Regions from separate parts of the Homo sapiens genome. Here region 2 is linked to region 1. The links are chromatin contacts, found by Hi-C in ENCODE. All regions are on one chromosome and are shown on one strand. Each heading gives the region's core, a stretch centred on a gene start or an enhancer-like site at or near the end of the contact. The rest is flanking DNA. Distances are from core to core; before and after follow the strand shown. Region 1 overlaps PRKCA (protein kinase C alpha). Region 2 has its middle 60 kb from the start of CACNG4.

Evidence for each region. Hi-C counts contacts between places; a loop is a spot of excess contacts on that map.
Region 2: a map with no recorded cell type shows a loop between it and region 1 (2.7-fold over the local background). The contact joins two enhancer-like sites. A Hi-C loop is called at or near these places in 1 of 37 single-sample maps with no recorded cell type.

Annotation. Positions count from the first base shown.
Region 1 is chr17:66,456,928-66,461,230 of GRCh38, reverse strand. The region is part of intron 2 of PRKCA (protein kinase C alpha); the gene reads right to left. Among named protein-coding and RNA genes, the nearest start is that of PRKCA-AS1, 42 kb to the right of the region's middle. Within about 2 kb of position 1,315, at least 12 of the 41 ENCODE cell types and tissues checked have a DNase peak (open chromatin) inside an H3K27ac peak, as active enhancers do.
Region 2 is chr17:66,902,222-66,906,451 of GRCh38, reverse strand. No RefSeq gene overlaps it. Among named protein-coding and RNA genes, the nearest start is that of CACNG4, 60 kb to the left of the region's middle. Within about 2 kb of position 1,256, at least 15 of the 41 ENCODE cell types and tissues checked have a DNase peak (open chromatin) inside an H3K27ac peak, as active enhancers do.

The DNA of each region.
Region 1 (4,303 bases), core at 66-2,565:
TCTTTTCTTTTTTTTTTTTTTTTTTGAGATGGGGTCTCATTTTTTCACCCAGCCTGGAGTGCAGTGACGTGAACATAGCGTACCGCAGCCTCGAATTCCTGGGCTCAAGCAATTCTCCTGCCTCATTCCCCTGAGTAGCTGGAACTACAGGCGTGTACTATCACACCCGGCTAATCTTTGTATTTTTTGTAGAGATGGGGTTTTGCCTTGTCGCCCAGGCTGGTCTCCAACTCCTGGGCTCAAATGATCCACCCGCCTCAACCTCCCAAAGTGCTGGGATTACAGGCGTGAGCCATCATGCCCATCTGGGATGTGCTTTTCTAAGGAAGAAACAGACACAACAAGACAACCTCAGAGAAGGTGGCTCCACATACTGATGTTTTATAAACCTGTGTCTGCGACCAACCTCTGGGGTAGGAGCTGGGACACCTGAAGTCTTCAGTCCCCGCTTTGCTAGCCTTACCGTTTCCTGCCTGTCAAATAATGGGGACGCAGTTCTGCTTCCACAGCAAAGGAGACACTAAGCTGCTGGTCTGCCCCATCAGCTGGCAGGTTGGCACAAAACCCAGCAACATTCAAAGGTGCAATTCAGCTGGTTCTCCAACTAGGAGGGCAAGACAAGGTTTTATCCCACTAAAACGTAATGAGCAGCAGAGGCCAGCTATAGAGTGATTTTAGTTCTTCTCCCTGTCTGCACTGCTGCAATTCGGAAAAAATAAAAACGCACAAAACACCAAAAAAGTAGTGTGAGAAATGGGGGTAAAGGATGAAAGGGGTGGACTTACAGGAGGTGGCACGCCTTCGCTTATCAACCCTGGATATTAAGTATGCCTTTTCCCCCCTCTATCAAATGCAAACCCTTTCACATACTTTGAGTTTTAAAACTAGTTAAAATCTGAAGGAGCTATTTTTAAAATATACATAATCATATAGTAATAGTAAGAACCACGACTTCAGCCATATGGATCATACACACACAGCCCACATACCATTCAACTCTGCTAGGCACTTCTAAGTCCACGGGCAATGACCTTCATAGATTTCATAGGCGGAATTCAATACCTTGCGTAATAATTGAAGTTACAAATGCCCAGTCCGTTAGACTTACTTAGAAAAAAACAACACAACTCTGTGGGCTTCCTATTTCAAAAGCTGTGTGGGCAAGGAGCAGAAAGCAAAGGTTAATTTTGCAAAAGAAATCAACTTTGCAAGAAAGGCTTGCATCCAGTGAGCGGGATGGAAAACTGCTTTCATGAATGATTCATCCTTCGAGACTGCGGATGGATTACTCAAGGCCTGCTGATGTGGCCCTTCCTGCACATGTACCATGTAACCCTGACAAACACCAGCTGGGAGGCCACATCCCTTCTCACTTGGAAGTACTAAAAAATAAAAATAAAAATAAAAGTAAAAAGATCAGAAAGCAGTAGAGAGTGATACTTACGCACTGAACGAAAAAGAGCAACAATGCCCCAAAATAATTACTTACTTAAAAGCACCCCCGATGGAGTCGGGTCTATAAACACAGTAACGATAAAGAGAAAAGCCTCCCAGTGTGCAACCATGGGTCTCTCTTTGCTGCTTAATAACAGCAAGGAAGAACTGGACATAGAACTTAGCTCTCAAATCAAGCGGAATCTCATTTATCTGGCACTTTTAGAGAGCAAGGTGTTCCACCAGAAGAATTTTCCAGAAAATAGAAATTTGCCCCACATTTACAAAACTTTAAAAATAATTCTAACCATTCATATTTCTGAGGGATTCTACTATATACTTTTTTACCTTCTTCAACGGAGGTAGAGAATCTAATTTGATCTTTCAGTGCGTATTCATCATGTGTTTTGTTTTGTTGTTGTTATCGTAGTTCCGTCATCCAGGCTGGAGTGCAATAACATGATCATGGCTCCGTGCAGCCTCAACTTCCCAGGCTCAATTGATCCTCCTGCCTCAGCCTCCTGAGTAGCTGGGACTACAGGTGTGTACCACCACCTCCAGCTAATTTTTGTATTTTTTTTTTTTTTTTTGAGACAGGGATTTGCCAGATGGCCCAGGCTGGACTTGAACTCCTGGGCTGAAGCAATCCACCCACCTCAATCTCCCAAAGTGTTAGGATTACAGGCGTAAGCCAGTGTGCTCAATCATTATCCCTTTTTTTTTTACTTAACAATACCTGAGTGTGTTCCTTAGTGGTTCAAATCCCAACTCCATTACTTCATAGCAGGGTAAACTTAATCAAGTTACTTTACCTCCCTCAGCCTCTACGTTCCCATCTGTAAAATGGGGATAACATGCACCATGTCAAGTGGTTGGCACACAGTTAGCATTTAACAAATGTTACTTCTCTCCTTCCCCCTTTTGCCTTTGCTTTCTCCAATGACGTACTGGGAAGGTCGGTAACCAAATGTGTAAGGAATATTACAGTAAGACAATTCTCAGAAGATTCTGAAAGGGGCAGGGCACGGTGGCTCACGCCTGTAATCCCAGCAGTTTAGGAGGCTGAGGTGGGCGGACCACCTGAGCTCAGGAGTTTGAGACCAACCTGGCCAACATGGTGAAACCCCACCTCTACTAAAAATACAAAAATTAGCTGGGCGTGGTGGTGCATGCCTGTAGTCTCAGCTACTTGGGAGGCTGAAGCAAGAGGATTGCTTGAGCCCAGGAAGTGGAGGTTGTAGTGAGCTGAGAGTGCACCACTACACTCCAGCCTGGGCGACAGAATAGAAACCCCGTCTCAAAAAAAAAAAGGAAAATAAAGAGATAAAAAAGAAGACAAACCTGAAAGGATCTTCAAGGCACCCTAGCAGTGTTGCATATTCTACTGGGGGGTCTTAAGACCCCTGTGTCCATTTTTGTTTAACTCCAGCGTCTAGGCTGTGTTCCAGGAAGCTGTAGACTTTTTGTACCTTACTTCAAGGTTTTAGATATAACTTTATTTCAATGGCCTAAATAGAAAGCAGATTAATTGACATAGCAACTACAAGATCCTGACAAAAGAAGGAATGCCTCACTGGCTGATTCTGCGAAATAGGCTTTCTTTCATGTTCCAATAATAACTCAACTTTTAAAAATTAAAATCAGTATACCCTCATCCACTAAGTGGTTTAGAGCTCTCACTTACACTGCCTAGTTTGGGAAACTGCTACTTACACAACATGACTTTGTGAAGGTCATACTCCTTATGTCAGGTTGCTTGCTCCAAACCAATTTGGTGGGTGGGAGATGACGGAGATTCTGATATACAAAAAGAGCCCATGAGGATATCAGGCTTCATTTTTCTACTCTGTAAAGATTGAGGTCTGCAGGAGTACAGCAGGTGACCCCAGCAGCACACTCAGCTAGTGATCATGGCTGTAGTAGTCCGTTCTCATGCTGCTAAAAAAGACATACCTAAGACTGGGTCATTTATAAAAGAAGAGGTTTAATTGACTCACAGTTCCGCAGGGCTGAGGAGGCCTCAGGAAACTTACAATCATGATGGAAGGAGAAGCAAACATGTCCTTCTTCACATGCTGGCAGCAAGGAGAAGTGCAGAGCAAAGGGTGGGAAAGGCCCCTTATAGAACCATCAAATCTCATGAGAACTCACTATCACGAGAACAGCATGGAGGTAACTACCCCCATGATTCAACTACCTCCCACCAGGTCCCTTCCACATGGGGATTATGGGAACTACAGTTCAAGATGAGATTTGGGTGGGGACACAGCCAAACCATCTCAATGGCTAACCTCTCCAGAGAGCTCACAGCGAGCCAGATGCTGTGTTCTATATGCATCTCACATCTTCAACAGCCCTCTGAGGTGGCACCATTATCATCACCCCAAGAGAGGGATGCACCAAGGCTCAACAAATTAGAAGAACTGAGCCATCTAGGTCTCCCAGGCTCCACGACCATCCCCTACACTAAGAAACCCCACACATCTCTTCACCCCAAATGCCAAGGTAGCTCCTACCTTCAGTAGAGGTAAAACATGCTGTTCTCCTGACCCCCACAGGCCCAAAATACTCAGTTAAGAACTCTTAAGTTCTCTTGGACAAACACCCAAAACACTGGTGAGAAAACAGGCCAAGACGACGACTCCAAGATGAGTCTATCCCTTAAATTCTTATTGAAATATTAAATCGCTCTGGCATGATCAGTGTAGGCAAAAAAGTTTTCCATCCTAATCATGCCAAGCACCCTCCCATGGCCACACAGCTGGGCCTACAACATAAAAGGTTTACATGAACCTCTCACTCCCTACTCAGACATTCATGACATTCATGTACAGAAGAAGCAGCAGCCACTGGCCTAAGGCATACCTAG
Region 2 (4,230 bases), core at 7-2,506, 450 kb before region 1:
GCAAATTGTGCCAGGACGGAAATTAGGTCAGACAAATCTTATTCCAAATCTGAGGATCCTTCACATGTTGGCCTCCTGGTTTGGGGCAAGTTATTTGGATTCTCCAAGACTCTGTGTTCTCATGTAAGCAGTTGGGGAAAATAGCCACTGTTTCATCAGGCCGTTCTCTACCTGGTAGAGAAAGACATTAGGCCCTTGTGAACTGGTCTGTCTGGATTGGGAGAAGTTTGGAGTTGACCGTTTTTGTTGTTGTTGTTGTTGTTTTCTTTGAGACAGAGTCTCACTCTGTCGCCCAGGCTGGAGTGCAATGGTGCGATCTTGACTCACTGCAACCTCCGCCTCCTGGGTTCAAACCATTCTCTTGCCTCAGCTTCCCAAGTAGCTGGGATTACAGGCAACTGCCACCATCCCTGGCTAATTTTTGTATTTTTAGTAGAGACGGGGTTTCACCATGCTGGCCAGGCTGGTCTCGAACTCCCGACCTTAGGTGATCTGCCTGCCTCGCCCTCCCAAAGCGCTGGGATTACAGGTGTGAGCCACCACACCTGGCAGGAGTTGACTGTTTTTATGAAAAACCGTGCTCATCACCCCTGCCCCCTTTAAAAAATGCCAAGTAACGGGCACAACAGTTATCGCCTGCATTTTCACCCCAACCATAGCCTCCACCCCTTATGTTCTTCCACTCTCCTGCTTGCTATCCTGGGCTCCTCTTAGTTTCTCAAGCCCACCTCAGAGCCTTTCCCATGACAGTCCCATGAAATCCTCTGTCCAAGACCTTTCCTTGGGGAGCCCTCACTCATTCATCCAGGACTGGGCTTAAGCATCATTTCCTCAGGGAAGCCTTCCCTGACCACAGACCCCACTGGTCAGCAAACCCTTTAGGTCCCCTGTTCAAATTCGTATTTATTTACTCAATGTCTAGCATTCCCATTATTTGTTGAGTGATAACGTGCTGGTGGAAAATATCTCAACGTTGACGTGGTTTGGCTTTTAGCCATGGACAGGCTCCAGGGCGCCAAGATGGGCTGCATCAGAACAGCGGGGGAGTTTGCTCTGCCCCAGAATATGCCAGAACCTGCCAGAGCCTGCATCTGTGCACTGAGGGTTTCCATGCCAACCAGCTGGGCCCTAGTGAGGGGCACTTGATTCCCTAAATGGCCCCCCAAGTCAATGACAGGTGTGCCTCTCTGAAGTCGGGAAACTTGTTTTGAAGTCATGGCTGGTGAATTCATAGAGCTGGATCTTTACTGTTTAGAAATTCATTCTCAAAGGCAGAAAGACTACAGGAAGTGAGCAGCACATTCCCAGATCCAGGGGCAAGAGCTGAAAAAATGGGAACTCTGCCAGCAGTAACTTGCTATCAGCGAGTCCTCTCCCACAGTCCCAGACACAGGGGCTCAAACCCTGTGCCCGGGGCCTGCCCCCTCCTGGCCTCTCCTTCTGTCATGGCCCTTCTCTGACCCCTTCCTTGTTCTTAGATTGTACTGGCACTAAGCGAAAGCTTTTGGAGGCGATTGCTAGATTCTCCACATTTTTCTTCTCCTTAGCTAGAGAAGGTGAAATTTCCTAATGATCTACAATGTTCTCTGGCTACAGCCATGCCTCTGTACATGTTTGTAGCTTAATTATCAGCCAGAGCCTCCTGATGGCAATGTCCTCCCGGTGGGACACACCTGCTCTGCATTCAGAAGCTTGGCATTTGGGGTGTGTGTGTGTGTGTGTGTGTGTGTGTGTGTGTGTGTGTATTGCAGCTATCTTTTTTTTTCCCTAAAAATTTTCTGTCCAGGTAAGTGTGTTTGAACTGCAGTGGGTTTTTGGTGTTTCTTCTTTTAAAAAAATCGATTTAATTTTAATTATCTTTGGTTAATTTTAATCATCTTTGGGGCTTCTGTTAGTCCTCTGGCACTGCTGCAACACAGTACCATAGTCTGGGTGGTATCTAAACAACAGACATTGTTTCTCGCAGTTTTGGAGGCTGGAAGTCTGAGATCAGGGTGCCTACGTGGTCCGGGGCTGCTAAGGGCCCTCTTTCGGGCTAAAGACGGCTGGCTTCTCTTTGTATTCCCACTTGATGGAAAGAGGGGTCCATCTTTGGGGTCGCTTTAATAAGGGCAGTAACCCCATTCGTGACCCAGTTGCCTGCTAAAGGCTCCATCTCCTAACACTGTCACACCAGGGGTTAGGATTTCAACACAGGAATATTGCAGGGACATTCACATTCAGTCCATTGCAGGCTCCTCTCCCAGAGGAAATCCCCTTCTCTCATAGAGCACGTACCAATGACTTCAACCAAGAAGCAATGTAGGAATGGCCTCTCTTTCTGTCAAGGCGTCTATGTGTGGGTCCATGCCGGCCGACTTGCATCCCTCCCCTCTGCCCTCACTGCTGCCCCCAGGAGCTGGGCCAAGATTGTCCCGGGGATGATTCCCCCTCTCCCCAGACTCCCTAGGGTGTGGCCTCTGAGCCTGGCCATGAATGCTGCCATTGCCTCCCTCTGCCTTTTGAGGACACCAGGAATCGGCGGGCGGGGCTTCTGTGTTCTGAGTGGGCAGAGGCAGGTGACGCTGCTTCATGCCATCCCTGCCCTCTGCTCCACGCCTGCCAGCTCCAGAACCTTTCCTGACTCCCCTCCACCATCCATCTATCCACCCTATGGCCTCTGCTTAGTCTCTGCTCTTGCTCAGTTCTTTGAGTCAAAGCGTCCTGCTGGATTCTGGATTTCCTTTCCAGCTTCCCATTCTGCAGCCTGAAAGCCTTGATGTGATTAGGCTTTATGTCCCCACTCAAATCTCATCTTGAATTGTAATCCCCATAATCCTCACCTGTCAAGGGAGAGACCAGGTGGAGGCAATTGAATCATGGGGGTGGTTTCCCCCATGCTGTTCTCTGATAGTGAGTGAATTCTCGCGAGATATGATGGTTTTATAAGGGGCTCTTCCCCCTCGCTCGGCACTTCTCCTTTCTGCCCGCCTTGTGAAGAAGGTGCCTTGCTTCCCCTTTGCCTTCCACCATGACTGTAGGTTTCCTGAGGCCTCCCCAGCCATGCTGAACTGTGAGTCAATTAGACCTCTTTCCTTTATAAATTACCTAGTCTCGGGCAGTTCTTTATAGCAGTATGAAAACAGGCTAATACACCCACCCTGCTCCAACTGCATCTCCATCTTCATCTCGAGTTCCCAGCCCCAGCATGTTGCTTCTTAATAATTTGCCGATTACACAAACTGTTAGTCCTTGGCTTGGTCTGTGATGAAAGAAACTCCTCTGTTGAGACACAGACCTTTCAAGAACTGTGAAGGTATTAGCTGACATTTACTTTACTCTTACTCTGTGCTGGGCACTGGCTAAGAATCTTATAGGGCTGTCTTCCTTGAATCCTCTTGCAGCTCATAAAGTTGATTCTTATTATCCTTTTGTTAAGTTAGGAGGAAGAGAGAGGTGAGGTGAGTAGCTGGGACCCCAGAGCTAGCACATGGCAGAGCCTTAAACCAAGTCCAGTCCTCTGACTTCAGAGCTTCCAAAATTAACTGAGAGATGTGCTGTGTCCTGAGAGCTGAACTTCTCCACGTGGCTTCGGTCAGTTTCTCACACCTGTGTTTGGACGGATCTGCTTTGAGATTGCCTACACTATGCTACGTTACAATACACGATGAGGTGCAGGGTTGATGCAGACAAAGCAGAGGGCTGGTCTCCATCTTCACAGTCTCGTGTGGGTTGAGAATTAGCAGGTCCTGGCCTTAGGGGGCTGCCCTCCAGCCCCCTGGCCCCACCTGGGCTCCCGAGTGGCCCCGACTCCTGTCCCAGCCCAGCCTCTCTCCCTACTCCTTCCACCATCTGTACTACTGCTCAGCAGACTTTTCTCAGAAATGAAGCTGGCTTGCCTGACCTCTGCCTGAAATGTCTTTTGGCTCCCTATTGCCTGTTGGATGAGGTTCACAATCCTTCGTCTGGAGTTCAAGGGTCTTTTGTCTCTGGCCCCAACATATGTCTCTGGTCTTTAAGCTCCAGCCTTAGGGAACTTTGCATTCCCAAACACGCCAAGTTTCCCTAAACCTGTGTGGCACGGCATAGTGTCCCCTCCCACCTGGGAAACTCCCATTCATCTTTTCCCTTTGCGAAGAGTCCCATCAGTCTTGCTGGTCACTCCCTCCTTTGGTCCACTGTGAGTCTCAGTACCGACCTCCATTGTGGCCCTTGAATGGTAGCGATGCATTGTTGTGGATTCTGGTGGGG